3 separate regions of the Homo sapiens genome follow, and regions 2 and 3 are each linked to region 1. Evidence: chromatin loops called from intact Hi-C (ENCODE). Cell type or tissue: endothelial cell of umbilical vein. All regions are shown on one strand. Links, peaks and the distances in the headings refer to the core of each region. The heading gives the core; the rest is flanking DNA. Region 1 holds the start of LOC105376482 (a long non-coding RNA gene). Region 2 overlaps LOC105376481 (a long non-coding RNA gene). Region 3 overlaps LOC105376481 (a long non-coding RNA gene).

Region 1 (10,467 bases), core at 2,307-7,306:
ATAGCAGCGCTTCCTTGGAGAACTCTGTCTCATGAGAAGCAGCAAGGCCAGGAGGCAGGTGAATGGGCACAAGCATGAAGACATGGGAGGGAAGCATCCCTCCCCAACAGTAGTAGAAGTAAAAATAATGACGATCAATATTTCAATATGATCACTTTCAGAGTGCATTTAAATGTATTGTTTAATCTTTATAACAATCATATTGGATAGCTGCCATGAGTCTCGGAATGCAGATTGGTTAAGTGACTTACCTAAGATCGCACACCTAGTAGGTGGCAGAGACAGCATTCACTATCAAGAGGGCAAAGCCCACCAGCTTGCCATCCAACACACTGGTTGCTAAGTGAATCTAGCGTGGGGAAATACGTTGGATCTAAGTACAAAGCCTGACACTGTGCCAGGTGTCCTGCTCTGCCAAGAAGTGATGGTTCTCCTTCTACCATTCTGGTCCTTCTAGGGAGCTACCTCTAACACACTTGCCGATTCCCATTTACAGAAAATTCTTGATCTCACTCGGCCTTTCCAATTAATGATTACATATAACTTAAAAATTTTCCAATCATCCATTAATTCCCAAACACAGAGGTGACTCACTAATCGAGGATTTATGGCAACAAATACCATCTAGATAGATTGGTATAATAGCTTTCACTGTAAGTAAAACAGCATGGCCTAGGTGCTGGAATAGACAGATCAGTGAAATAGACCTAAGAATATGGTTACTTATTATAAAGAAAAGATGACATTTCAAATAACCGATAGAAAGCATGGATTATATAACAAATTATGATAAAATAATGGATTTGCAAGAAGAACAATTCAGTTATATCTTTACCTGATTCCTTATTATCGACATACAGATGCATCAAACAAAGCCAGAAATGTACTCGGTGAAAACACAGATGAATACTTTCATAATCTTGGAACGAGGAATTTTCTTACCCAAAGATTATCTTGATACAATATATAATTTTAAATTTCCTATGGCAAAAGATCACAAATGACATTTACGCAGAAATAAAGAACTGGAGAAAAATTATTTGCAAATGATATGATGGACCGAATTAATACCTTTACTATACACAGAGCTCCTACAAATCAATAAAAGGAAGTAAAGAGCCCCATAAAAATGGGAAAAGATACATGTAGCCTGCTTATAAAAGAAGAAATGCCAAACATATAAAACAATATTCAATCTTAAGTTTCAACTATATTAATATTCACACATAAAATAATAAAACAGTAAAGTGTGTGTGTATGTGTCTGTGTGTGTGTCTTTGTCTTTGCCTATCAAATACAAAGAATAAAGAGACTGAGAAAACCTACCATTGAAATGGGTATTCTCATGCCCTTATAGTTGTTTTTTATGTAAATTGGCATCATTCTTCTGAAGGGCAGTCTCAAAATATATACCACAGCTTAAAATATGCACACTTACCCTTAGCCCAAGAATGGCAATTCAACAAATTTATTCATTTTTATTGTAGTAAAATATACATACTATAACATTTACCATTTTAACCATTTTCCAGGTAAATGTAAAATATTTTTGTTCTAGTTTCTTTTTTAACAAATAGTTTACATGTCTGTATACATATACTTATATACAATTATATCTCAGACACATATATATTTTTAAGGTTAATTACAGCTTCCATTTTACTTGTTCAGGCTGTGAGGCAACTAACATTGTAACCATTTGTAAGTGTGCAGCCCAGTGGCATGAAGTAGATTCACGTTGTGCAATCATCACCACCGTCCATCTCCAGAACTTTTTTTTAATCTTCCCCAACTGAAGCTTTGCACCTATTAAACACTAACTCTCAGCCAGGTGCAGTGGTTCATGCCTGTGATCCCAGTACTTTGGGAGGCAAAGGCAGGGGATCCCTTGAGACCAGCCTGGGCAACATAGTGAGACCTGTCTCTACAAAAAATAATTTAAAAAAAATTAGCTGGGTGTGGTGATGTGCATCTATAGTTCCAGCTACTTGGGAGGCTGAGGCAGGAGGACTGCTTGAGTCCAGGAGTTTGAGGTTGCAGTAAACCATGATCACGCCATTGTATTCCAGCTTGGACAACAGTGAGACCCTCTCTCAAAAGTAATAATAGTAATAAAATAAAAGTAAATAATCAAACACTAATTTCTCACTCCCCCCACCACCCTAGCCCCTGTCAACCACCATCCTACTTTCTGTGTCTATGAATTTGACTACTCAAAAGATTTATCTTAAGAAGATAATTGTACAACAGTAAAATACATGTGCATGAAAGATATACTCATTCATTCAAAAATATTTCCTGAGTCCTTACTACGTGGTAATAAACAAGATAGAAGAGGTAACTTGTGTCATGCCCAAGTCATGATCCCGAGAAAGAAAGTAGAACATAAACAAGCATGCAAGCTATGAAACATTCAGTTGGGATAAGCAATTATAAAGAAGATAAACAAATCGACGTGATAGTAATTTTAGGTGGGGGTGTACTTTAGGTTTCTCAAGCACTGTTTATAATAGCAAACAAATTAGAAAAAGCTAAATGTCTAAGCAACATTCCTGCTAAGGCGTCGAGTCCACCTGGCCGGAAGTCAGCATATGACAGTTCATCTTAGACAGTAAGAACCTTTCTCAGAACTAACTCCATTAATTCAACGTGCCTTCTGTAGAGCATTTTCCTGGAGAGAAAGTTTCCAACATTTGGGGGTAGAGAATAATTTAGCAGGGGTACATGCCAGTGCTTCCTTATTCTGAGAAGGAATATGTAGATGACAGTTTCAAGTGTTTGATGTCCAACCCTCCTAAAACTGTAAAATAGCAACAGGGTGATCAAGACACTGATCTAAATCTTGTTTTGTGGTTTTACTTTTGTTCTGGCAGGCTTAGCAACACTGGAAAAAAAAATTACAGTGTGTGCACGGGAAACAGATTCTTTCCTCCTTCTTGACTAACTGACAAGTTGGAGATCAGGCACAAGTCAAGTGTGATGGCATTGCTTGTGATATAGTTGGGATACATGGAACAATTTAAGCAGCATCAAGGGCCTGGCCTACCCTTAGCTTAGGCAGGAAATTCAAGGGTAATATAACACTTTGCTGTTAAGTAATACCATTGGAATAAAAGCATGTTCAGGATGACTTTTGGCTTTAACTTGGAATTTCTGTTTCATTTGCTTCCAATAAGAACGTTTTTTTCTCCTTAAAGTTCTTAACTTGTATTTCAAAAGTTCTTGTCGCTGTATAAATATGATATATACAAGCCAGCCTTGAATAAAAACTGTATGCCACAGGATACGCTGAAAAACAAATTTGGGATATAAGTTTTAGCTGGAAACATCTGCAGCAGCAGCTTTGTATAATGTAAAGAGTAAGTTGCAGGTCAGACGTATGAACCCTCCTACCTATTAGCTGTGTGGCCTTGAATGGATGAATTAACCTTTGAGCCTATAAAAGGGGAAAAACCATAGAACCCACTCAGAGGGTCTCTGTGAGGATACATTGCAAGCACATGAACTAGCACATAGTAGGTCTTTTTTCTTCTTTCCTAGGCTTCATAACTGAGTGTGGCATAAATGACCTAGAAGAGAAAAGGACTAAAATGAGAAACTGAAATGTAGTTTTGTCTGAGTAACTCAAACATGGTCCGACCGATCTGTCTTTTGGTTTTAACCCATGTTCCCCCGTGCTGCCTAAGAAGCTGAGTTTCGGCATGAGTTGAATTTCTGTCTTTAGTTTCTAAAGGATTTACACTAACTAGAGCATCGCTAGATAACTCAGGGTGATGCGAGAGGCTCACACCCATGAGAGAAATTGCTGCAGGATCTCAGGATGTTTAGCAGGGAGAAGACTGTGTGGGGACAGCAGAGCTATCTCCAAAACATTTGTAGGGTAATATCATGTGCAAAAGAAATTAGATTTATTCCGCATGACTCCATAAGTGGAGACATATTTTGGTTTTATAGATAGAAGACATTTATGAAAAATAAGATTGTTACCCAGGCACGGTGGCTCCCACCTGTAATCCCAGCACTTTGGGAGACTGAGGCAGGAGAATCACTGGAAGCCAGGAGTTCAAAACTAGCCTGGGGCTGGGCGCAGTGGCTTACACCTGTAATCTCAGCACTTGGGGAGGCCTAAGCGGGTGGATCAATTCGAGACCAGCCTGGCCAAGGTGGTGAAATCCCGTCTCTACTAAAAACACAAAAATTAGCCAGGCGTGGTGGCACACACCTGTAGTCCCAGCTACTTGGAAGGCTGAGGCAGGAGAATAGCTGGAACCTGAGAGGCGGTGCTTTCAGTGAGCCGAGATCTCACCACTGCACTCCAGCCTGGGTGACAGAGCAAGACTCCCTCTTAAAAACAAACAAACAAACAAACAAACAGCCTGGGCAACATAGCAAGAACCCATCTCTGCAAAAAATTTAAAAAATTAGCCAGGTATGGTGGCACATGCCTGTAGTCCCAGCTACTCATAGGCTGAGGTGGGAGGATCCACTTGAGCCCAGGAGTTAGAGACTGCAGTGAGCTGTGATGGTACTACTGCACTCCAGCCTGGGCGAGAGAGTGGATCCTTGTCTCTAAAAAATAAATTTATAAAATCTGAGGTAGAAAGGGTCCCATCACTAACACTCCCTAGGGGCCATACAGGGAATTCAGTATTGGAAAAGGGTTGAATGAGGTGACTTCGAGGGTTCTTTTCCAGGCCAGGGAGGCTGCAATTCTGATGGCTCTGTAAATGCAAGGTTTTGCTGCAGGAAATTAAGGCGGAACAGGCATAGCGAGGTGTAAGGCACACGCAGGAGCACACAGATTGTGCTAATATATGAACTTTTGAACTTTAACCTTCTCTAACAAAAGAACGTCATGCCACATTGAAAAAAAAAAGGCCTTCCACTGCTAGAAATGAAAACATTCATACTTTAGTGTATCGTATTTTATAGGTTCATGTAGACACAGGGGCCAAATGAAACTGAACCAAGATCTTAGGCATTAAGTTACATTTTAATTTTACCTTTTCCCCTTTGCGATTCTGACATAAGCAGTAAAAATGAACCTGGACCTTTGACCTGAGCAGTAGATATATTTTTTAATTAAATTTTTTTTTCCATTCACCTGCGAACCTCTACTGATTGTTTCAGTGTCTTGGTCAACCGCTTTTAACAGCGAAACATTAAAGCCACTGCAAGAATAAACAGGAAGCTGGTGTTTAGGTGGGAGTTCCTAGGAATTTTATACCACTGACCACAGAGGCCAAAAGAGAAAGGAAATAGGAAAAACAGTGTAAATACCTGGGTGACTAATGACTTTGCACAGCTCAGCTGGCTTTTCTGAACATTTCATGGGACGTCTCTCCAGGGGAAACAACCTGAAAATGTTTCAGGACTCCGGGTGGCATTGAAGGGCCAGAGAGGGGTGTTTAGTGCACGCTGTTGGCTGGCTGGTTTTGTGGGTTTTGTTCACCGTCTACCGGGCAGAGAGCCTTTCTGCCGATGTCGCCAGATGCCTCTCTCCAAGCGAAATGACCCATTTGCATGCGTGGTGCAGACATTTTCCGGAGCTCCAGGGCTCCCAGGCCTCCCCAGGCCTCCGATTGTAAAGGATCGTAGGGCCACCCCTTTCCTTGTTCACATGGACAGCGCCTAAGAGGATTTAGAATCAAGTGGGCACATTTGCACTGCCTTGTTCTGAAGAGGCAGCTGGAGCGCGGACTGGCCTGGCGCAACCCACCGCGGGTCCCGGGGGACCGCATTGTCTCGGAGGGGCCGCCACAGGGGCTCCATTGTGAGCGGGGCCGGCCTTTTTCTCCTGCCCTCTGTCTCCCCGGGCCTCCCCTCATCCCCCCCACCCCCCCTCCACGCAGACTTTTCTCTCAAGCTGCCGGCACCCCCGGCTGCCGCATTTCCAATGCAGGGGAGCGGCGAGGCTCCGGGCTGGCCATCTGCACGCGGAGATTGACAGCAGTCCCGGAAGGTCAGCGCCTCAACGATTTCTGTCTGAACAGCAGGCCACCCAGGCCTCGCGAGCAAAACAAGGACATCTGCTCCCCTTAATTTAGAACGCTGGTTCTAATTTCTCCGAAGCCCCTTGCTTAACGCCCTCCTCAGGCTGCGGGGGAGGGGGCGAGGAGGGGCAGGACAGACGCGGCTGCCCGCCCCCGGCTCCCCAGCTCCCGGGGAGAGCAGCTGAGTCTGGCGGGAGTAGGGAGGGGGGTTGGGGTGAGGAGCCTGGTCACTCACGTGACCCGGGTGACGTGGCGCGGGGGAGGGGCGGGAGGGCGGAGTGGGCGCCGGGCCTGCCACGCCCGGGACGCACAAATGCTTCTGGGTCTGCAGAGGAGCAAGCTGCGCTGGCCCACGAGGCCCTTCTCCCCGGGGCAGATGGATTTCAGGCGCCCCCCACCCCTTGAGGAGAATATCAAGGAAATGGACAGAAGAGTATATTACAACTATCATCTCTGCCCTTGGCCTCGTGAGGGTCGCTGGGCTGGGACAAAGTCCTGCCTGGGCAGTTGACATCAAAATTCGTCGTGCCTTGCCTGCTTTATGTGGGCAAAAGGATGAAAGAATTGCACTTCTGTTGCGCTTCCACTGCTAGATCATAAGCTCCCTGAAAACACGTTGCATCTGTGTCTCTAGCAACTTCCACAAATGTTTGGAGAATAAATTAATGTGTGGCAGGGCGCGGTCCCTGTGAACTCTAACTGTGCTCTTTTTCTCTGTGACAGAAAAGGAGACATTGCAGAGAATCAACCTGTGCCTGCAGCTAGGGATTCGTTAATTACTTTGTTCCCTCTTTTCCTCCCTCCCTCCCTTCCTCCTTTCCTTTCGCTAACATTTTGATGGATACCTCATGTGTGCTGGAGATCAGGCGGTGGACCAGGGATACAAGAAACGAGACTCCTAGCCCTTGAGATGCTCTTCATGTGGTGAGGGGTGCTGCATACAAGCAAACAGTTCACCAGGGCTCTGGGTGACAAGTGCCATGGATAGCAGTAGGGCGGCCCTCAGCCCAGCTCCTGGGGAGGGAGGAAGGGAGGGAGGATGTCCAGGTGGAGGCTGGGTGAGTAGAAACTTACCAGGAGAAAGGCCCTTTGCCCACATAGGTCTCCCTGCATAGCCCACCCCCAGCCCATTCCCCTCCCACTTATTCCTCTGGCCTCAGGTGAAATGTCACTTCCCTGGTGCCTGGGCCAGATCAGGTCCTCCAGTTACAGGATCCTGTAGCTCTTTCATCTTCTCTTTTGTAATACTCATCAAATGTACAACCGGGCAAAATTCACCCTCCCCACCGGACTGTAAGTTTCGTGAGCCAGCACTGTGCCTGACTCCTCATGCCCCATAAATACTTGTTGAGCCAATGAATAGTCAGACTCCTCTTAAGTTAGTGAGAAATCCATACATACATTTTCTGTTTGGGATGCCAGGACAAGCTGTGACGGCTCCACTCCGAGTACCAGTGGGAACTGCCTGGTACCAAGGGGCTGTGGTTTCAAATTTATTATTTTGTGATATTCTGCACCTCGGTGATTTTGAAACTGCCTTCTTCCAAATGAGTGTCAAGTAGATGCTCCTCAAAAAGGGATCCTCGGGCAAACAGGTTTCTTTGCCAGAGGATTTTACAGAGCCTATGATGTGTTCATGTGCACTGTCCTCAGGCAGGTAGTTTGTTGAAGAAGCATCTAGTAACATTTGCAGCTGGAGGATATCGATGAAGCTCAGTGTTAACTTTGCCGCACCGTTTCTCCGTAACTCCTCCTAGGCTCTGAGAGATAGAAGGAGCTGGGATCAAGGGATCTGCACAAGATTAATTTGCCATAATGAAGGTCTACTCCTTCCCCTTGATTTCTTTGTTATGCCATGTGACAAATTGTTGTTTTTGACAAACAGAGCATTGAGGGAGGCCGAGGCAGATAGGCAGATAGATCAGCTGAGGTCAGGGGTTCAACACCAGCCTGGCCAACATGGTGAAACCCCATCTCTACTAAAAGTACAAAAATTAGCCAGGCATGGTGGCATGAGTCTATAGTCCCAGCTGCTTGGGAGACTGAGGAAGGAGAATCACTTTAACCTGGGATGTAGAGGCTGCAGTGAGCCAAGATTACACCATTGCACTCCAGCCTGGGCAACAGAGCCAGATTCCACCTCAAAAAAAAAAAAAAGGATTGAAGATGTAGATTAAGGAGGCATTGGGGGTACTCTATAGTGTCACCTGAGTTTAAATCCAGCTCTGGCACTACTTAGCTGTATGACTTTGGAGGACTTCCTTAGCATCTCTGTGCCCAGGTACTTTATTTGTACATAGAGATAATAGTTTCTAATTTACAGTCTTGTTAAGACGTTAAAAGCTCTTATAGGCACGTAGAATTCTCATGGTAGATATAAATTTTATTTAAATTGCTAATAATTGGTTAATTAAAAAATAAATATCCAACCTCTAATAGGTTAATTTAACTAATTAAGCCTGGTGTATTAATGGAGAGGGATCACAGTGGCTGATAGCCCGAGGGACTAGGTTTTCTCTGCTTGCTGCCTTTGAGCTTGAGTGAAGCCTTCTGCGCCTTGGCTATTTGTTGCTTTTCCAGCTAGAAGGATTCCAAGTCTTCAACAGCATTACTGAGCTCTTCCTCTCAATAAGTTTAAGTTGTAATTTCATTACACTTCATTCTCAAATAGAAGAGTTGAGCAGCTGTGTAGCAAGATCCAAAACACTTTGTTTACAATTAGTTTTCCAAGGATTGGCTTAATAGCCAGTGGCAAATTTCTCAGCAATAGGTTTATGAGCCAGAGAAGCATTTCTTTTTTTTTTTTTTTTTTTGGATACAGGGTCTGGCTCTGTTGCCCAGGCTGGAGTGCAGTGGTGCAATCATAGCTCAGTGCAGCCTTGAACTCCTGGGCTCAAGTGATTCTCCTTCCTCAGCCTCCTTATTAGCTGGGACTACAGGTGTACACCACCATACTTGGCTAATTTTTTAACATTTTGTAGAGATGGGTGTCTTGCTATGTTGCCCAGGCTGGGTTTAAACTCTTGGCCTCAAGCAACCCTCCCACCTTGGCCTCCAGAGGACCATATTATTTTAAACAATAGAGACTGTTTACAGTGAAAAGGAAAATAGAATCGTACCTTATTTGTTGTAGCTTAATTTGGCCATAAAAGAGTCAATATTGTATTTTCAGAGAAGAAAAATTTTCAGGGGCCTTATATGAGAACACAGTGTGAAAATTCACATTATTTTCAAACTGTATTTAAACCACCCAGCCTAAAAGAAAGTTGCTTCTGGAAAGTCAAAGATGCTCTGAAAATGAGTGGAGATATGGTTTCTTACCTATGTGTATAAAATGAACAGTTTTATTCTTTCAACTCTTTATTATCTCTATAGGACATTAAGTTGGGCCGCATGTGCTAGACTAGATGTCTGGAGTAAATCTGTTTTCAGATATAATCTCTGGAGCATTCATGAAAGCTTCATATTTTGACACAGGAAGCAAAGAACATACTTGCAAATGCTGGCTCTGTTCATGGATGGAATGGTGCTTGAAACAAGTATCCTGCTGACATTACTTAACTCTTACAGGGGTCATTACTTAGGGATCAGCAATTTGCTAAAGATGAACAGATTCTAAGAAGATGGTTTTCCAGCAGCAACCAATTTTAAATCTGGACTGTGCACCAGGCACCTCTTGGGTATGACCTCAGTGCCTTTGGGTGTCCCTTGTCCCTCATTCCAGCTACTGATGCAGGTTCTGAGCAGCTTCCTGCTGGGGCCTTGCCTCATGCCTTTGCCTCACACCTCTGCTGGAGCTTCCAGAGTCTGCCCTGGAGCTTCTCTAAGCCGTCGGGGGCCCATGCATTTTGCCCAACCCAGGAGTGATCAATGGAGTCTAAGTGCTAATGGATAAATGTTTTCCTTTCTTCCCCCAGATGGACAGCCCTGAAACATCTTTCATGCAACTCCTCAGGCAGCCCAGAAACAGCCAGGAACCATTCGCCAGGAGCTGTGGCCAACTTAATAACTCATCCTTGTATTGGTTTCCATCCTCTGTCCTTCATCCGTCTTGTCTTTTACTCCTACTTGCTGGATCACACATCCCAATAAATTTTTGCACTCAAGCGTTTGTCTCAGGATCTGCTGTCCGGAGGACCAAGACTAAGTTCAAGTCATATTTTTTTTTTTTTGAGATGGAATCTCACTCTGTTGCCCAGGCTGGAGTGCAGCGGCATGATTTTGATTCACTGCAACGTCCACCTCCCGGGTTCAAGTGATTGTCCTGCCTCAGCCTCATGAGTAGCTGGGATTACAGGTGCACGCCACCACACCTGGCTAATTTTTGTATTTTTAGTAGAGACAGGGTTTCACCATGTTGGTCAGGCTGGTCTCAAACTCCTGGCCTCGTGATCCGCCCGCCTCGGCCTCCCAAAGTGCTGGGATTACAGGCATGAGCCACTGCGCCCAGCTGCCTTTTTTTTTTTTTTTTTTA
Region 2 (10,467 bases), core at 2,299-7,298, 83 kb after region 1:
CAATCCCTTAGCTAGACATAAAGATTCTCCAAGTCCCCACCAGATTAACTAGATACAGAGTGCCCACTGGTGCATTTACAAACCTTGAGCTAGATACAGAGTGCCGATTGGTGCATTCACAATCCCTTAGCTAGACATAAAGATTCTCCAAGTCCCCACCAGATTAGCTAGGTACAGAGTGTCGACTGGTGCATTCACAAACCCTGAGCTAGACACAGGGTGCTGATTGGTGTGTTCACAAACCTTGAGCTAGGCACAGAGTGCTGATTGGTGCACTCACAATCCCTTAGCTAGACAGAAAGGTTCTCCAAGTCCCCACTAGACTCAGGAACCCAGCTGGCTTCACCCAGTGGATCCTGCACCAGGGCCGCAGGTGGAGCTGCCCGCCAGTCCCGCCCTGTGCCCACACTCCTCAGCCCTTGGGCAGTTGATGGGACTGGGCGCTGTGGAGCAGGGGGCGGTGCTCGTTGGGGAGGCTCGGCCGCCCAGGAGCCCATGGCTGCACGGGGAGGCTCAGGCATGGCGGGCTGCAGGTCCCGAGCCCTGCCCGGCAGGGAGGCAGCTAAGGCCCGGGGAGAAATCAAGCACAGCGCCTGTGTGGCGGCACTGCTGGGGGACCTGGCGCACCCTCCGCAGCTGCTGGCCCAGGTGCTAAGCCCCTTACTACCTGGGGCAGGGGGGGCCGGCCAGCGGCTCCGAGTGAGGGGCTGCCAAGCCCACGCCCACCCAGAACTCTAGCTGGCCCCCAAGCAGGCAGGCATTGCCTGTTCCCGCCCACACCTCTCCCTCCACTCCTCCCCACAAGCTGAGGGAGCCAGCTCCAGCCTTGGCCAGACCAGAAAGGGGCTCCCACAGTGCAGCGGCGGGCTGAAGGGCTCCTTAAGTGTGGCCAGAGTGGGCACCAAGGCTGAGGAGGCGCCAAGAGTGAGTGAGGGCTGCGAGGGCTGCCAGCATGCTGTTACCTCTCGGGATCATGGGGGCAGATTCTTGCCTTGCTGTTCTTGTGATAGTGAATTAGTTCTCATGAGATCTGATGGTTTTAAAGTGTGAAACATCCCCCCTCACTCTGTCTCTCCTGCTGCCATGTAAGACGTGCCTTGCTTCCCCTTCACCTTCAGCCATGATTGTAAGTTTCCTGAGGCCTCCCTAGCCATGCAGAACTGTGAGTCAATTAAACTTTTCTTTATAAATTACCCAGTCTCAGATAGTTCTTTATAGCAGTGTGACAACAGACTAATACAGCTACTTTATACAAAATCTTTACAGCCATTACATCTTCTGCATATGTTCCCATATTAATATTATATATGCAGAGAATTGCACTCTATAATAATAAAGCCTACCCATATAAAAATAAGGTTTATGTAAATTGGATTTAAATGCATTAAAGCTAAGCGAGGGCTACATAGTTCCTTTGACTGGTGTTTTCTTCACATGAAACACACTGAGGAAGTTGAATCCCTGTTGCTTGCAATATACCTGGATCTAACTTTGATATATAAGTAAGTCTCATCAGATTTGTGTGTTTGGGCTGCCATCTTCAGCTGCCTTATAGAAGAAAAATATTAATGAGGGGTATTTTCAAGAATGCCAAGCTGGTTTTGAAGAGTAATTAGTGCTGCTAATGGCAGTTGCTACATGACTGCCTGGTTTCTTCTCATATCTGAACCTTATAAGCACATTATTTGTTCATTCTATGAGTACAAATATGTTACAGGTCTAAAATATGCCACCCATTAGAAACCCAAACGTCAATATCATGCAATATACCATGTAACAAACCTGCATATGTGCTCCTTGAATCTAAAATAAAAACTAAGTCTGGATACATTGGCTCACATTTGTAATCCCAACAATTTGGGAGGCAAAGAGCGAGGATCACTTGAAGCCAGGAGTTCCAGACCAACCTGGGCAACATAGCAAAATTCTCTCTCTACAACTTTTTTTTTTAACAAACAGCCAGGCATGGTGATGCATGCCTGTAGTCCCAGCTACTTGGGAGGCTTAGGTAAGAGGATTGCTTGCATCCAGGAATTTGAGGCTGCAGTGAACTATGATTGCACCACTGCATTCCAGCCTGGGTAACAGAATGAGGCCCTGTCTCAAAAAATAAAATAAAATAAAATAAAATAAAATAAAATAAAATAAAATAAAATAAAATAAAATAAAGTAAGATGCTACCTTCTAATAGAGACTTAGGCTAGGTTTAAAATATTTTTTATGATTCTCTGATTTTTGTTGTTGTTGTTTATTCAGATGGAGTCTCGCTCTGTCACCCAGGCTGGAGTGCAATGGCACGATCTCAGCTTACTGCAACCTCCACCTCCCAGGTTCAAACAGTTCTTTCGCCTCAGTCTCCCCAGTAGCTGGGATTACAGCCACCCGCCATCATGCCAGACTAATTTTTGTATTTTTGTAGAGACGGGGTTTCATCATGTTGGCCAGACTGGTCTTGAACTCCTGACCTCAGGTGATCAGCCCGTCTCAGCCTCCCAAAGTGTGATTTTTAAATTTACTGTTGGACTGAACTCCATTGTTAAACAATATAAAGATACATAAAGAAAAAAGAATCATTCCCCCAGCCTCTCTACAAACTAATCCCTCTGATGTAAATCAAGTTATCCATCTACCCTATTCTTCATGTACCTATAAATGTATTCATACTTACATTAACATACACACAAACATGCAATGTTTTTATCTTATAAAATAAAATGGTATTATATTGCACATTTTCTTGCAACTTGCTTTATCACTTAACAGTTTCTCATAGATGATCTAGCTGGTCCATAGATGGATATATAACTCATTTTCATTTTAAAGAACACCATAAACTAAGATTCTGATTTAATTTGCATTAAAATAGAGAAGTTTTTTATCATACTATATTTCCATCCAGTAACATGGCATAAGTTTTCATCTATTAAGGTTTACTTTATATTCTTCAAGAAAAAAGATTTGCATATAGACACTGTAATTTTTTATTAAATTTTTTTAGAGTTTTTTTTCTTGGCTGTTGGGAAGAGGGCTTTATTTTCCATTTATATTTAACTACTTTTTGTGAGTATGGTAAATTATATTATTTGTCATTAACTACTCCCTCCTTGGTTAGAGGACTATACATTCATGCATGTTGGGTATAATTTACAATACCTTCAGAGATGAAGCATGCTTCCTCCCCCAATTTGGGCTGGCCATGGGATTTGTTTTGGCCAATGAATGTGAGTGGATGTGACACAAGTACATCCAAACAGAAACTTTAAATCAGCTCTGTGATTTCTTTTGGCCTCTTGAGCTTCTGCTCCATGACATGGAAATGTCCAGGTAGGGGCTACTTCTTCAGTCTAGATCCCAGAATGAGACAGCTTGTGAAGCAGACCTCCTACTGACCTCCTACACAGCATGAAGCAGTGTAGCAGCCAACTGTGAAGAACTGGGAAGGGTCTCATATTTCGCCTTACTTTCAAGCCAACATGTTAACTTGCCAGTTTCATGGATGCTGAATGAAGACACTTGGGTTAGAGACAAAACACTTGATTACAGCAAAAGCAGTAGTCAGAATGTCAGCATGTCTGTTTTGGTTCCCTGAGTCTTCATTTTCAGTGATGATGTGAATAGGCCCAGATGGATGCCTGAACAAATGCTGGGTTGCGCTACAGGAAAGGAATATAGAACTTAAATTCCCATGATTTCATAGCAAGTAGTGAGCAAGCCAGCTCTTTGTCCCAGAGGTAAAAATCACCTCCTCCCTCGAGGTTGCTTGTTGTAAACATAACCCTGAGAAAAGGCTGGGTAGGAAATGATTAGGCCCTTGCATGCTTAGCACACCCAGCAAGATGTGTAGGAAAAAGAGTAACATATGGAGGAGAGTTTCCCAACACCAACCATCAGCCCTCATGTAAAGTTAGTGAGAAATAAACGTTTGCTCTTGTAAGCCACTGTGGTATGATTGTTTTGATACACAACAAAGTTGTAGCTAGTACAAATTACATTATATTTGTATATTTATCTTATATCTTGCCACCTTACCTAATTCTCTTATTTTAAAACATGTTCTAATACAGTTTTGTGGGTTTTCTAGGTATAATAATGTCTTTGCAAATAAAATGAATTGCCCCCTTTCCCAAGCATTTATATTATTATGGTTTATTTTGGGTTTTTTAAACCTTCCGGGTTAGCCTAAATCCCAAAACTATTTTGAATAAAACGATGATAGTAAATATGCCATTTATTAAGTTATTGTGTCTTACTTCCAAAGCCAGCCTTTGTTACTGGGCTGGTAATGCCTGGGCTAGAACTTCAAACCTTATTTTTGCTTTGCAAGTTGGCTCCCATTAAACTGTGCTGATAGAGGTGCTTCACGGAGCTCACAGGCTGAAGGAGGAGGAAGAGGCTTGTTCCTTCCTGCATGTTTTTTTGGGGGCTCCCTATTTGCCTCTTTTTCATATGAGTGGCATCCCACCAATGCTTCTTCATCTTGGCAGCAGCAGTTCCTTCCTGTAGCAACAAGTGAACCCAACTGACAGTATTTCTAAATGCCGTATCTCCCCCGGAGATACTATCAGCACTTTCTACTCAGAAGTCTGAGCTTCATTTCCAAGACAGCCCTTCTCCAAGCTCCTAAGCTTTAATAAATCCAACCTCTTTTCTTGATCCCACCCAATCACAGAGCAGTAGCAGTTTTCTGCAGTTCCTATTTCTGTGATCTCAAGTTCTCTTTTAGCTACCTCATGAACAATTTAATACCTAGTTAATAATTCTTTAGATTAAATTCTCTCTGCTAAAATAACTGGTGTAGCTTCTGCTTCCTGACTGACCCTTGACTAATACAGTAGGTATTCCGACCTATTTCCTGATTCTAACAATAGTTGCTTTAGGTATTTGCCTTTTAACATTACGGTTGCTGGTTTTGAGTTTTTGGCTAATCACTGCTGAAGTTTATCAAATGTGTTTCTTGTGTATATTTATAAATACATATATTTTCCTCCCTTAATAGTTAATATGATAAACTAAATATATCTCATAATGTTGACTCATCCTTATATTCCTGGAATACATAACTAATAGTATAACACATATGTAGTACTTACTACATATGTCCTAAAACTGTATACATATGTATGTATACATATTCCCTTAATAAACCTATATAGGTTTATACAGTTTATAAATACAGTTATAAATACAGTTTATAAATACACTTATAAATACAGTTTATAAATACACTTATAAATACAGTTTATACTTATAATTAATGTTAATGTTGCCAAATTTGCATTACTAAATATTTATTTAGAACTTATATTCATAATTAAAATTGAACTATACTTAGAATTTTCTATCTTGTACTATTATTACTTGTTTTCTACCTATCTGATCTCCTCTGTTGAATTTAAAGATTATTAAAAGTCAATGCCTTACTGATATTTTTCTCTTACAAAGTCTATATTATAGTATCTTGCACAGAGCACGTGATTGATAATACATGTTGAATGAATAAACACAGGTAATAGATATGAAAGTAAGACTTTTAAAAAAATTAGCATTTATTCTGTAACATAAAATTCTAATTTCATACATTAAAAGTATTTGTAAGGAATAAAAATACTTAACGATAGATAAATTTGGTGTTCAATTAGGTTTTTCTGGGCATATGTGTTCATTTCAGAACTCGGAAATCTTTAAAATTAATGTAGATCCTGTTTCATTAAATGTCTCTTCACAGAATTTTTAAAATTCTCCATTTAGTTAACAGCAATAATTGCTTTTGTATACTTAAGAGTTACTGTATTATGTTTTATGACACAGATTATATCAAAATCAGTTCTTTTTCCAAAAGATTAAAGAAAAATTAATAGAAGGTATGCATCAAGGATTCTTAACGTATAAAACCATTTTCAACAGAATGCTTTTTATTTAAGTCAAAATTGGATTTCCATGGTTTGGGGCTTGAGGGTTTCTAAGGTTTTGCTCCTGCAGATTCAAGACTTGTACTAGACATCAAAGGTTATCATGTTGCCCTTTCAAGACACTAGCTAAAGGAATTGGCAACTATTTACAATTTAGCTTTGCTTGAGTCCTTCCCTTCAAAGTAGCTATCAATATGTCTTTGTAATTATGTTTAAGGACAAGACATGTTCTTATTTATTTCAGTGTGTTTTAAAAATTGTATTTTAAGGACCTTCTGTGAACACAGCACAATACTGGGAGACAAATAAGAAAAGCAAAAATGTATCCTCTACTACCAAGGATCTTACAATACAAGGGAGAAACCATATGCAAACCCAAATTTTATATTAGAAATAACAGTATAGGACAAGTATTGTTTTCAGTCCCAATGATACTAAAAAGAAAAATCCATCAAAATGGAAGGAATAGAGTGCTTATGGGGCACTCTGAAGGTTTTTTTTTTCTATTTGTTTTTTGTAGTTTTTTGTAGTTGTTTTAATTCCAGATTCTAATTTCATGTGATTGGGGAGGTAATAATTGGCCATTTATGATCAGGATAACAAAGAACATTTTTCTCATATCCTCAGGCATGCTTGGAAGCAGTAATGTAAACAGTAATAATGGGAATTATTTTACTTCTTATTTTGAAAATAAAAATGTAAATATTTGTTTTTAAACTTCCTTACAACCCTAAGGTTTATAACTGTAATGTTTATTATAAAGAAAGATTACTATGTATCATTATTACTGGAAGACAGTAGTTTTACAAAGCCTGGGTTGTAATTATTTGAGAAAACATTATTTTTGAGTTTATTATATATCCTAAAAGTAACATAAAATATATTTTATCAGTTCATTTCAGTTTATGTACCTCCACCTATGTGGTTTCAATGTGTGTGTGTGTATCATACATCTGATGATGTCAAAAATCTACAAAAAGTTCTGAAAACCATGCAATTTTAATGAAACTCATCTAAACTTTAGAAGTAAGTGAGGGTATAGAACTATATAGTGAGGGTATAGAACTATATATATCGTGTGTGTGTGTGTGTGTGTATATATATACCTATATATTAGGTATAGTTTATATTACTATCCTTTTTTTTTTTTTTTTTTTTTGAGACGGAGTCTTGCTGTCACCCAGGCTGGAGTGCAGTGGTGTGATCTTGGCTCACTGCAACCTCCACTTCCTGGGTTCAAGCCATTCTCCTGCCTTAGCCTCCCGAGTAGCTGGGACTACAGGCATGCGCCACCATGCCCGGCTAATTTTTGGGTGTGTGTATTTTTAGAAGAGATGGGGTTTCACCATGTTGGCCAGGCTGGTCTTGAACTCCTGACCTCAAGTGTTCCGCCTGCCTCGTCCTCCCAAAGTGCTGGGATTACAGGCGTGAGCGACCACGCCAGGCCTACTATCCTATATTTTTAATCCCAGTTTTTACTTTTCTTCTCTGTATAGATCCTTCTTATCATTGGTTTTCTTGGATGACGATTTAATGACAAGGAAAAAAGAAATACATATAGTTTGCAGGTTGCTAAGGGACACAAACATCTATTTTAGGGAATTAAAATGGCAACTTGGGGGAATTTTGTTTTCTTTTTCATTAGGTTTATTAAGAAATATAAGTTTTACCATTCACATCAATTATGTTATATTTAAAAATACTAGAGTTGGCAATTTTAAAAATCCACACTTTTTAAAATTAAAGAAGATGTTTGCAAGGAAAAAAGAGAGAAGACCCAAATAAACAAAATAGAAACAAAAAAAGAGACATTACAACTAGTTATCACAGGAATACAAAAGATCGGCCAGGCATGGTGGCTCATACCTGTAATCCCAGCACTTTGGGGGGCCGAGACGGGTGGATCACGAGGTCAGGAGTTTGAGACCAGCCTGGCCAACATAGTGAAACCCCTCTCTACTAAAAATACAAAAAAAAAAAAAAAAAAAAAAAAAAAAAAAAGCCAGGCATGGTGACAGGCTCCTGTAGTCCCAGCTACTTGGGAGGCTGAGGCAGGAGAATCACCTGAAGCCGGGAGGCGGAGGTTGCAGTGAGCGGAGGTTGCAGTGAGCAGAGATTGCCTCATTGCACTCCAGCTTGGGGGACACAGCAAGACTCTGTCTCAAAAAAAAAAAAAAAAAGAAATACAAAAGATCATTAGAGACTATTATGAACAATCATGTGCTACAAACTGGAAAACCTAAAGGAAATGGATAAATTCCTGGATGTATACAACCTACCAAAATTGAATGAGGAAGAAATAGAAAACCTGAGCAGACTGATAACAAGTAATGAGATTGAACCAGTGATTAAAAAGTCTCCCAACAAAGCAAAGTCCAGGACCAATGGCTGCATTGCTGAATTGTACCAAATTTATAAAGAAGAGCTAACCTCAATTATCCTAAAACTATTTCAAAAAAACTGAAGGGCCAGGCGTGATGGCTCATACCTGTAATCCCAGCACTTTGGAAGGCCGAGGTGGATGGATTACAAGGTCAAGAGATCGAGACCATCCTGGCCAACATGGTGAAACCCAGTCTCCACTAAAAATACAAAAATTAGCTGGGCGTGGTGGCGGGCGCCTGTCGTCTCAGCTACTCAGACCCAGGCTGAGGCAGGAGAATCACTTCAACCTAAGAGGCGGAGGTTGCAGTGAGCCGAGATTGCGCCACTGCACTCCAGCCTGGCGACAGAGTGAGGAGGAAATTCTCCCTAACTCATTATCTGAAGCCAATATTACTCTGATACCAAAACCAGACAAGGGCACAACAATAAAAGAAAACTGCAGGCCAATGTCCCGAATAAAGATAGACGCAAAAATCCTCAAGAAAATACTAGCAAACTGAATCCAACAGTACATCAAAAACACACCACGATCAAGTGGGATTTATCCCGGGGATGCAAGGATAGTTCAACATACACAAATTGGTAAACATGATACAACATGTCAATAGAATGAAGGACAAAAACCACACAATCCTCAGTAGATGCAGCAAAAGCATTTGAGAAAGCATTTGATAACATTCAACATCCCTTCATGATAAAAACTCTCAACAAATTAGGCATAAAAGAAACATACCTCAATTTAATGAAGGCCATATATGACAAACCCTTAGCTAACAGCATACTGAATGCGAAAAAGCTGAAAGCCTTTCCTCTGAGAACTGGAACAACACAAGGACACCCACTTTAACCACTCCTATTAAACACAGCATGAGAAGTCTCACCAGAGCAATCAAGTAAGAAAAAAAAAAAAAGATAAAAAGGCATCCAAACCAGAAAAGAAGAAGTCAAATTTTCCCTCTTTGCAGATGACATAATCTTATATTTAGAAAAACCTAAATACTCTACCAAAAAAGTCTTAGATCTATCTGATAAACAAATTCAGTAAAGTTGAAGCACACAAAATCAACATCCAAAAATCAATAGCATTTCTACACACTAATAACAAATTATATGAAAAAGAATTAAGAAGGATTCCATTTACAATAGCTACAAAAATAATAAAATACCTAGAAATCAATTTAACTAAAGAGGTGAAAGAACTTTACAATGGAAACTACGAAACACTGATGAAAGAAACTGAAGAGGACGCAAATGAATGAAACGCCATCCTGAGCTCATTGGTCAGAAGAATCAATATGGTTAAAATGACCATACTATCAAAAGCAATCTATAGATTCAACGCAATCTTTATCAAAAGTCCAATCTAATTTTTCACAGAATTAGAAAAAAAATCCTAAAATTTGTTTGGAACCAAAAAAGAACATAAATAGCCAAAGCAATACTGAGCAAAAAGAACAAAGCTGGAGGCATTATGCTACCTGACTTCAAAATTTCTTTCTTTCTTTTTTTTTTTTTTTTAGCCAGAGATTTGCACTTGTTGCTCAGGCTGGAGTGCAATGGCACAATCTCAGCTTACTGCAACCTCTACCTCCCAGGTTCAAGCGATTCTCCTGCCTCAGCCTCCCAAGTAGCTGGGATTATAGGTACGCATCCCCATGCCCAGCTAATTTTGTATTTTCCTAGTAGAAACAAGGTTTCACCATGTTGGTCAGGCTGGTCTCGAACTCCTGACCTCAAGTGATCCACCCATCTCGGCCTCCCAAAGTGCTGGGATTACAGGCATGAGCCACTGTGCCTAGCCCAAAACATATTTCAAGGCTATAGTAACCAAAACTGCATAGTACTCACATAAAACAGACACACAGACAAATGGAACAGAATAGACAACCCAGAAATAAATCTACATATTTACAGTCAATTGATTTTCAACAAAGGTGCCAAGAACGTACTTTGGGGAAAGGACACCTTTTTCAATAAGTGGTGCTGGGAAAATTGGGTATCTATATGCAGAAGAATGAAACTAGACCTGTATTTCTCACTATATACAAAAATCATCTCAAGATGGGTTAAAAATGTAAACGTAAAACCTGAAACGATAAAACTATTAGAAGAAAACAGGGTAAACACACTAGGACATTGGTCTAGGCAAAGATTTCATGCTAAGACCTCAAAA
Region 3 (10,467 bases), core at 3,358-8,357, 52 kb after region 1:
CCTTCAATAATTTTGCTTCTAAGGTTTAAAGAAAAATTCACCTCTTGCTCATGGCTTTTCTCCTAAGTCATTAGCATCCATTCTGAACCTTTTGATGTTTTTGTGAATGTGCCTGGAGCAACTGCTGCCTGGCCGGACACCATCACATGGATTGTAAGACGCAAATCAATTTCAGGCGTGCAAACGTTTTTTTTTTTTTTTATTAGGATCAATGAAATATTTAATATGTCTACAGCATGTTAAGGAGAGATAAAAAGCAAGTCTCAGAATAGCACATACAATAAGTACCTACATGTAATATGTATAAAAGTATGTATTACATCTATTTGTATCAGTATGAAAGGCATAAAGATGCCTAGAGGGATGTCCATCCAAACACTGTCAATAATCATGTCTAAGCCAGGCGCAGTGGCTCAAGGCTAGAATCTCAGCACTTTGGGAGGCTGAAGCAGGAGGATTGCTTAAGGGCCAGGAGTCTTTTTTTTTTTTTTTTTGAGACAGAGTCTTGCTCTATTGCCCAGGCTGGAGTGCAGTGGCGCAATCTTGGCTCACTGCAACCTCCGCCTCCCAGGTTCAAGCAATTCTCCTGCCTCAGCCTCCCAAGTAGCTGGGACTACAGGCCCATGCTGCCACACCCGGCTAATTTTTTGTATTTTAGTACAGAGGGGGTTTCACCATATTGCCCAGGCTGGTCTCGAACTCCTGAGCTCAGGCAATCTGCCCGCCTCGGCCTCCCAAAGTGCTAGGATTACAAGTGTGAGCCACCGCACCTGGAGGCCAGGAGTTTGAAACCAGCCTGGCCAAGCAAGACCCCATCTCTACAAAAGTTATAAATAAATAAATAAATAAATAAATAAATAAATTTGTTATTTTTACCAGATAGTGCACTTGGAATGATTATATTTTCTTTTTTGTATTTTTCTGTATATTTAGCACTTTTAAATTTTACTATAAATGTGTAGCATATTTTCAAAAGTAATAAATTTTTTTTAAGGAGAAGAGATAGTGTTTATGGAAAATTGCCCAAAACATATGGATTTCACTTGTTATCTATATAAGTCTACACTTAAGAACAAATTTTATGAGGTCTGTAATATCCCTAAAATTATACCCATACTTTTAATCTCCCTGTCACACTTAACATAAAATTTGAGCTCCTCCCCAGGATTTACACAACCTCATCCTGCCCACCGGGCTGATCTCACATGCCACCTGTGTTCTGCTGCCTCTCTCTACTCTCCACACATCCCTGCAGTCCCTAAACACACCAAACTAATTCTCCCCTGCCTCACATGAGCCTGACATTTAGGTGTCAGCTTAGCAAGGGAGGCCATTCCTGATCCCCTAACCTAAAGTAGGCTTCCCTTCATTCTCTCTCCCATAACCCTGTCTTGTTTCCTTTTGAGCACTAATTACTATCTGGGAGCCATCTCAGCTATGTCTTTGTTGCCTTGTTTGTAGTCTGTCTCTTCCCTGTGGGCAGGACCCCTGACTGTCATGGTAACTGTGAAATCCTCAGTGTGTGGGTTAGTTTGGCTCCTCAAAAAAGCAGGTGACAAAATGAGATCAGATGCAAAAGAGATTTACTGGGAGAAACACTGTGAAGAACCACAGGAGGTAGCAGGAGGAGGCAGGGAGAGCCTTCCCACCACAGTTCAGGTTGAACCCTATGAAGGGGGACAGGGAAAGAAGGGAGATCGGGTGGGAAGACTGTCAAACCGCAGTTCTAAGGCAGTTTCCTATAAGCCCATGGGATGTCCTCCAGCCAAAGTTGCCCATTTAAGGACTCTTGCATCCTGCAGTATTGGGTCAGCACTGTCACCTGGATCTACTGTGCTCCATCATTGGCAGGGACTGGGAGCAGCTCCAGGGATGGTGGCCTTGGTGCCAGTATGGCAGTGGACCCCGAATGGAGGGGACAGGGGCTCCCCACAGCAGGATACCTGAGCAGCCCATTTGCAAGGCTGCCATAGCCTGGAATAGAGTGAAATCTCTGCACACATTTGTTTTTAACAAATGAGTGAATGGAAAGTTTTCCAAAGTGGCCCACAACTCAAAAGAGGAACTACTACTCTAATATTCTCTCTGAGATAAGTTATATGCTCATACCACAGGATTTTTACTGTCACAGAGTTTCTTTTAATGAATTGGATGATAGTATTTTGACTTCAGCTTCCTTCGAATACTGATATAAGAAATATCTCCAAAGAATGCATTGCCTTTTGTCGTTTAAAAAGGCCATTGATGTACTTATCACTGTATCACCCAGTGCCTTCTTCATGAAGACCCAAGAGGAAAATATTCTTTCTAATCTCAGTACCAGGAAGAGTTATGCTTTATCTGGGTGACTGGGTTGTAAATTTATGTAATTGACAATGTGATCAGAGTTTGCTTTCTTTTTTTCTTTTTCTTGTATCTGTTTTGCGTATGCACCTGAAAGCTTGGAACCTAACTTGTAGTCCATTTTCAGCAAATGCCTAGGAACTCCTACAAATATTTCTGCATATTTCAACAAAATTGATTTTATTTTATTTTATCTTTAGAGACAGGGTCTCCCTCTGTCGCCCAAGTTGGAGTGCAGTGGCGCAATCATAGCTCACTGTAAACTTGAACTTTTGTGCTCAAGTGATCCTCCCCCTCAGCCTCGCAAGTAACTGGACCTACAGGTACCCACCACCACACCCAGCTAATCTTTATTTAAAAAAATGTTTTTAATAGAGACAGGGTCTCACTATGTTGCCAGGCTGGTTTCAGACTCCTGGCCTCCGGCAATCCTCCCACCTCGGCCTCCCAAACATTGGGATTACAGGCACGAGCCCCCTTGCCTGGCTCAAATATTGATTTTAGACCAGCCTTACTCGTGGGTTAATCCTATTTTCCTATCCTTAATTATTTTGCCCCAAGTTCACGACATACTTTTTTATACTTGATCTTCTTGTATTATATATATTTTAATAGGCCACTTTATATGCTTTGAAATATGGTGGGATCTGCATAAATTGTTTGTTGTTTAATGGTAAGCGTGGTACTATGGACCTGTGGTCTAGCCCCAGCCTTCAGCCTCACGTCCCACCCACCACTCCTCCCCAACCCTGTCCTGCTGCTCACAGCTTCCCTCTTATTCCCTCATTAGAGTCCTTACCACACTTTATTACAAAGATTCGTGTAGGGGTCTTGTCCACCCGGAAGCAGAGCATTTTTTGCAGCCCTACTGACTTAGCCATGTCAAAAAGTAAAATCTCTATTATGTCACCCAGTATCAACCTGAACCCTCTCCCTTCTTCCATCTTCAACACCCTCCACCGTTGATTGTGGAAAACTCTTTTTCCATTTTATTCATTTCTAAGTGGCTTGTAATTTTTATAGGTATAGTCTCTTTATCACTGGAGGAAAAAGGGATAAAGACATATTAAAAGCTATACCTGGGTTAATCTCTAAGAGATTTGAGACTTGTCCCTCCAACCATCATTTTAATAAAGCTTTAGAACATTAGCTAAGATGGAGCTCTACAACAGAGAATACTAAAAGAACAGTTAGACATTTATTTTAGTCTAGGGCTGAGAATGGAAGATCATATTATAGACAAATATTCACCCACACCAATTTCCTATATATATCTAATCAATAAGATAAACCAAGTAAGAAAGAATACCAAAAAAACAAGAATGTCCACATTAAAAATAGAATGGGTTCCATGACTAAACAGCTGAATCTCTTTATTACTAGAAAGTAAATGCATTTGACCACTGCAACATTAAAGAAAAATTCAGAGAATCTGATTGTGGACCAGTTGAGATTCATATGAAATCAAGAGAATGAGCAGACATCTTATTTAGAGTGATTGATGGCCCCTGCTGAGATGAGCAAGTGTGAAAAAACATATGCCACTTGGTTTTATGTGTTTTGGCTGCCAGATGGTGCCTAACCCCACCCCACTGCACCCCTGAACCACCCCTCACTCCCACCCATGTCAATCCCTGCCTCATCTGAAACTCTCTCTGGTGCCCGTAATCCACTCACCACCAGGACTGGAGTGGGGGTAGTGATGGGTGAGGCACAGGGATGAGGTTTAGATGTCCATTTTGCATATTACTGGGTAAAATAAAAAGTTTAAATTAGAATGATTTGTTTTCCAGGACACATGTTGATAGCATCTAAATGTCATCTACCTGTCTCTCCTACTAGAAGTTCACCTTTCTATTTCTATCACCAAGGCGGTTCCTGGAATAGAGTAGTTATGTAATAATGTTTATTGTATGAATGAATAAATAAATAAGCAAGTACATGATCAATTCATAATAACCCAGCAATAAAAGGGAATAAGGTGAATTTAGCATAAACTGGTCTCTGTGAATCCAGGCTTTCTTCCAGTGTCCATGGGTTATCTATGGAATAGGCTTGTAGAATTTGCTGGAAGATCCCATCAACCGTCTCATTTTGTTAGTTTTGAACCATACCCTTTTTGGTTCTTGGAGAGCTATGACATCACTTGCTTCACTCTGGTCTTTACTGCTCCTCTTTTTCAAAAGTTATCCCCAGTGGAATTGTGATCACATTTGCAGTCACTTTTCATTACCCAGATTATAGTTTGTCTGATTTTTACAGGCCAGACTCTCTTCAGGCTAAATACGCTTTTATTCATACTTGGAATCAAATCTTCTCATTAAAAAATGTATAATTTTATATTTTTACTATGAAAGTAATGTAACCATATTTCCCCCAAAAATTCACAAAATAGGGGTGAAGGGAGAAGAAAATTCACTCATAAGCCTAACACCAGGTTGAACGCAACCATGATTCAGATTTTGGTAAATTTCCTTCCAATGCTTTTTCCCAGAGAACTGTTTACATAGCTTCATGTGGTTGTGTTCACTATACATACATTTTTATTCCTTGATTTTGTTTAATCAGTCAAGAAAATATAAACTAATTATTTATAGAAAAATAGAAACTAATATTTATTTATTTTAACACTAATTATTCAGCAGAGAGAATTTGATTTTATGGAAAAGGAACCCTGAAATAAAACAGGCATAGTAACCCTAGGAAGCAACTCTCACCCCTGGGGCTGGAGGAAGAAAGGAAAGAAGTTGGGGTAATCGGAACCCAGAAGTGTGCAGGGGAGGGGTGTTGCAGAACTGGGGCCTGCGCTTCTGGGGAGGGGATGCCACCAGGGCTCAAGTTGACACTTCCAAGAGGAGGGGCGGTGAGGCTGGTTCTAGATGTGGCTACAAAGTTGGAGGCTGGAGCCAGTGCTGGTGAGACCAGCTGCTTGTCCAGAGGGAAGGGCCACGTGGGTATCTCTGCCAAGACAGGAAGCAGACAGAAAGGGGCATGTCCCTTTTCTGCATTCCTGCCTTCAATCTTCCTCTAGTGCCCTCTGTTGGTGGAATCAAACACGGAGCCAGCAGGCAAAGTAGAAATTTGATAGGCAAAGTTCCAGGTTGGGCACCCCAGAGCAACGTGGGTTCCAAGATGGAGACCACAGCTGAATAACCAGCCTATAGCTTGAGCTTTGTTTTCGTGTTACTACAAGCCCTACGTTTTGAGGGGCTGGGGAAAGGGAGGACAGGGGTCTTGCTCTTTTGCCCAGGCTGGAGTACAGTGGCACGATCATAGCTCGCTGCAGCCTCAAACTCCTGTGCTCAAGCCATCCTCCTGCCTCAGCCCCCAAAGTTGCTGGGACTACAGGTGCATGCCTCAACGCCTGGCTAATTTTTTTTTTTTTTTTTTTGTAGAGGTGGGGGTCTTATGATGTAGCCCAGGCTGGTCTCAAATTCCTGGCCTCAAGTGATCATCCTGCCTCAGCCTCCCAAAGTGTTGGGATTACAGGTGTGAGCCACTATGCCTGATCCACAGCTCACATTTTTCATGACCGTGCCATATTTTGCACAGTGTACTTCAGTTTTTAAACCATTTCCTTATTGTTAGATTCTCTAGTATATGGCCAAGACTTTGCTTTTGAAAATAAAAATCAATGGAAATCGTTGGGCACTTGTGTTGTTTTTTTTTTCTCACTCTTTCAGGGTAAGTTTTCAGAAGACTAATCTCTCAGTCAAAGGGCATGAAAAGTGTTATGACTTTTACTTGAGAATGCCAAATTGCCTTTCAAACCTGTTGTTTCCATTTCTGGTATCACCACCAGCATGGGAGAACAGAGGACGATGTTAAGAAAGTTAAACCCTGGGCTGGGCGCGGTGGCTCACGCCTGTAATCCCAGCACTTGGGAAGCTGAGGCGGGTGGATCACGAGGTCAGGAGTTCGAGACAAGCCTGACCAACATGGTGAAACTCCGTCTCTACTAAAAATACAAAAATTAGCCAGGCATGGTGGCATGTGCCTGTAATACCAGCTACTCAGGAGGCTGAGGCAGGAGAATAGCTTGAACCCGGGAGGCGGAGTTTGCAGCGAGCCGAGATCATGCCACTGCACTCCAGCCTGGGCGACAGAGCAAAATTAGTCTAAAAAAAAAAAAAAGAAAGAAAGTAACTTAAATCCCACCACATCTACAGACAATGCTGTACTCTTGTATGATTCCAGACATTGCCTTTAATCCCCAAAGCCTTCCACTTTGATTTTGTAAACAAATAGATAAACAGACAGACACTTTCTCTATATAGCTTACAGCAATTTAAGCCCTATGTCAACACTTTTGCTAACATTCTAGACTAGTGTGTAGTGATTTGATTTGCAAATTTTTTGGCATGCACCAGCTTTTTGATTTAGGCAACTCAGTTGAAGAAACTTCTTTTTCCTTTTTCTCTTCATCTTTAATTGTTCCTTCAGCTCATGCACCACAGGGGCTCAGCCCTCAATAAGAGCAGAAACTATGCAAAGGAGTCCAGGTCTTGGAATGATGGCCTGAATTCTCCTAAATCCGTAGGATTAACTACTGCAAGCTGGGATCCATCAGTTGGTGAGTTTGAAGATAAAAAATAAGGAGGTTAATTTAAATATAAAACTCATGATGAGCTATATTCAAAAGCAGGCTCACTTTTCCCAAAATGATTTAAGACAGCACAGGTAACTATCTCTGCTTTTGAATGTATTATTATTATTTTTTTAATTTTTTTTTATTTTTAATATTTAAAAAATATTTTATTTTATTATTTTTTATTTAAAATTTTTTATTTTCTTTTTAAAATATTTTTTATTTTTTAATTTTTTTTATTATTAATTTCTTATTTTTATTTTTAATATTTTTAATATTATTTTTAATTTTTTTTAAATATTTTTATTTTTAATTTTTAAAATTTTTAAAATTTTTTTTAATATTTAAAAAATAACCTTGTTACATTTGCTTTCTTAAGATATTAGTGATCTGGAAGACAGAAGTCTGTAAGGGATTCCTTAATGTCTTTGGATAGTGACATTTTAAAATATGTCCTGCATTAATTGTCCAGGAAAGGGTGGCAAACATAACATGGGAAAACAGGCCTACTCTGTGTGCATATGTGGGCGTGTGGGTACTAGGAAAAATTTATAAAATTTTATTCTTTATGATAGTTAATCTATATTACCATACAATGAAATATTATTTGATTCTAGACCTTTATAACGTTTTTTATTTTAGACATTTGTAATTTAACAGATGAGAAAAAATACATTTGAGTCTCATTATTTAAATCATGAAATATATATAAATATAGACCCACTATATATCTACACACATCATACCCACATGTATATATGAAGGGATTTGTATTCACAAACGATATTCCTTGGAGGGCTAGATTCTGTTAATAGATGACCATTTCCACTTCCTTTAATTAACTTTAATAAGACAGATTTCATGTAGCAGTTTGTTCTATTAAATCTAAGTCAACTCCTCTTGGCTCCCAAATTTATGATCTCTAATTTCAGCACAGCTCATATTTATCAAAACCATGAAAATGATGGCCTGAGTTTCATGGTGACTTATGGTGTGTTGTAAAGATATATTCTTTGTTTCATCCTTTGGCCCAGGGAGGTTCGGGGAGCTCTGCTGAGGGCTTTTCTTTTTCTCTCGAAAGGAATGGGAGAGAAGGGGAGAAGCTCAGGAGCAGCCTCTGCCTGCAGCCTCCATGTGGCCCATAGACTTCTCTCAGTGAGGGAGTGCGAGGGCATGAGGTGCAACTGTTATCATTTATGGCTCTTCCCAAGTGACAGGTTAGTTACCAACACAGCCTGGAGAGATGTGTCTATGGCCAGAATTGGATTTCAGGGCTGATGACCTTACTCCTTAAATAAATAGAGAAACATTTGGAGCCACTTTTGAGGGACAATCACGATTCTGCAAATATGTGGTGGAAAAGAAAGAAGGAGGGTGGGAGAAAATAGAATTAAGGTCCAGTGTAGTGGTCACAGTTATAATCCCAACTACTCAGGAGGCCAAGGCAGGAGAATCGCTTGAGGCCAGGAGTTTGAGACCAGCCTGGGCAACATAGCAAGACCCCATCTTTACAAAAAATTAAAAAATTTGGCAGGCATGGTGGTGCACACCTGTAGTCCTAGCTAATTGGGAGGCTTCAGCCTAGGAGTTCAAGGTTACAGTGAGCCATGGTTGCACTGCTGAACTTCAGCCTGGGTGATAGAGCAAGACCCTGTCTCTTTAAAAAAACAAAAAAGAAGAAGAAGAAAGAAAGAATTAATGACTTCACAGGCAAGCTCCTGGAATGGTCTGGAACATGCAGCAAATGCTACAGAGTAGAGCTCTTAGGAGAAGGTGAGTGGTGGAGAGGTGGGGAGGTGAAGGAGGAGCAGAGTAGAGGCAACAGAAGAATTCAGGAGAAAACACTACCTATGCTTGCAAAGAAGATGCTTGCAAAGAAGATACATTCTGGCGATGCACTTGTGTTGTCACAAATGTTGTCAGAGGCCAAGGTGATACAAGGAACCTAAGAATGCACTTTGGGATGAGAACAAAGGGAGGATTATGGCATTTTTAAAATTTCTAAATGCTAAGAAAATAGAATTGAATGAGTTAACATATGTAGGGTGTAAATATCCTCTGTTTGCTACTGTTATTAGAAGTAGCGTCATATGTGCCAGATAAGGAAAAGAGACGGGAGGAAGGGGAAAGGCTAAGATGTGAGGACCGAGGCTGGAGAGCAGGAGGAAAAGCTCCAGGTACTCAGCTGTGTTAGGTCACAGTGGGGGTCTGGGCCACAGGGAAAGTTGCTAAGAAAGTTGGCCAAATATGTGCAGGTTCTGAAAATAGGTTTTTGTTTGTTTGTTTCTGTCACCCAGGCCGAGTACAGTGGTTCGATCTCAGTTCACTTCAACCTCTACCTCCCATGTTCAAGCAATTCTTCTGCCTCAGCCTCCTGAGTAGTTGGGACTACAAGCATGCATCATCATGCCTCACTAATTTTTGTATTTTTAGTAAAGATGGGGTTTTGCCATATTGGTCAGGCTGGTCTCAAACTGCTGACCTCAAGCCATCTGCCCGCCTCGACTTCCCGAAGTGCTGGGATTACAGGCGTGAGCCGTTGTGCCCTGCCTGAAAATAGGTTTGACAGGGGCACCCAGGCAGCCCTGGGCTGATCTTCCTTCTGGATCTCTCTGGAGGAGGTAGGGCAGAGCCTAGCAATCTTTTCAGAGCATCCACTCATCATTCTAAAAGAAGAATCTATAATTCCACTGTCACCCAGCCCTCTCCTGCCTGCTGCCTCCTATCCTTTTCATTTGGGACCCCAACTTTTGTTCCACAATTGAAGATGAAATCTTAAAATGTAAATCCTGCGAATGGACAACATCTTGCCTAAAACTTACATTCACTGAATATAATGGATTCACCTGTATCTGTAATTCATTCTTATTAGAATTTGAGCAGGGCGGTGAAAAGTCTTGGCTTTGTTGTCCTACAGAATTGGATTTACTTCCCAGGCAGTTAAGTGACCTTGTGTAAGTTACTTAATCTTTATGAGCCTAATTTTCTTCATCCATAAAATGAGGTAATAATAATACTACGCTTAGGATTGTTGCAAGGATTGAATCACCTATTATATGTAAAGGAGTTAGTACATACTGTGAAGTTAGCATGTACTAAAGCTCAATGGGCATAGCTGTTGCAATGGTGGGCGGGTTGGAAAGCAGGACGACACTGACCACAGGAGGGGAAAGGGTTAAGGACACGATGAAGACCCCAGTTTGGCATGAGGCCAACCTGTCCAACTTCACTTTGTACAGCCAAACCCTTGGGATCTGTAGCAAACTTTGGTCACTGCATTATGTGATGCTTAACAATGTCACCCATGTGACTTATGAGGATAACTCATTTTGAAGGCGTTTTATCCCCAGAAGCATCCTCCACTGAGGTATGGAGGCCTAGAGAAGGGAAGGTGTTATGGTTTAAGTTTCAGGCCTGCTCAATTCAATCTCAAACTTCAAGATGTCTGCGTGAAGTTTCTGAAGAAATAGAAACCCCTTACTAACTCAGATAATTAAATGGTATAAATACCGCACCTTAGAAGACCTTAAGCGAGA

Evidence for each region. Peaks named below come from ENCODE experiments on the same cell type or tissue, not always from the same donor. Only the 100,000 strongest peaks of a DNase experiment are listed, where the experiment ranks them.
Region 2: a loop joins it to region 1, with 7 times the contacts of the local background. A loop is called at or near these places in 2 of 110 quality-filtered maps.
Region 3: it touches region 1 in a loop (2.4-fold over the local background); 7 of 110 quality-filtered maps call a loop at or near these places.

Annotation. Positions count from the first base shown.
Region 1 is chr10:31,129,615-31,140,081 of GRCh38, reverse strand. The region is part of intron 2 of LOC105376481 (a long non-coding RNA gene); the gene reads right to left. It overlaps LOC105376482 (a long non-coding RNA gene), which reads left to right and starts at 5,878. Exons shown (of 4, transcript XR_001747412.2): 1 at 5,878-5,962; 2 at 6,717-6,917; 3 at 9,564-9,673; 4 at 9,911-10,099. It overlaps LOC105376483 (a long non-coding RNA gene), which reads right to left and starts at 6,182. Exons shown (of 3, transcript XR_930798.3): 1 at 5,281-6,182; 2 at 3,394-3,569; 3 at 1-3,288. RefSeq lists silencers at 5,749-5,798, 5,859-6,218. In endothelial cell of umbilical vein, for the core only: no CTCF peak of the experiment used is centred there; DNase peaks (open chromatin) are centred at 2,931, 5,251 and 6,101; H3K4me3 peaks cover 346 bases; H3K27ac peaks cover 1,618 bases.
Region 2 is chr10:31,046,143-31,056,609 of GRCh38, reverse strand. The region is part of intron 1 of LOC105376481 (a long non-coding RNA gene); the gene reads right to left. Among named protein-coding and RNA genes, the nearest start is that of ZNF438, 20 kb to the right of the region's middle. In endothelial cell of umbilical vein, for the core only: no CTCF peak of the experiment used is centred there; a DNase peak (open chromatin) is centred at 4,759; H3K27ac peaks cover 2,759 bases.
Region 3 is chr10:31,078,810-31,089,276 of GRCh38, reverse strand. All of the region lies in intron 1 of LOC105376481 (a long non-coding RNA gene), which reads right to left. Among named protein-coding and RNA genes, the nearest start is that of ZNF438, 52 kb to the right of the region's middle. In endothelial cell of umbilical vein, for the core only: a CTCF peak has its summit at 5,414 (motif pointing left); no DNase peak of the experiment used is centred there.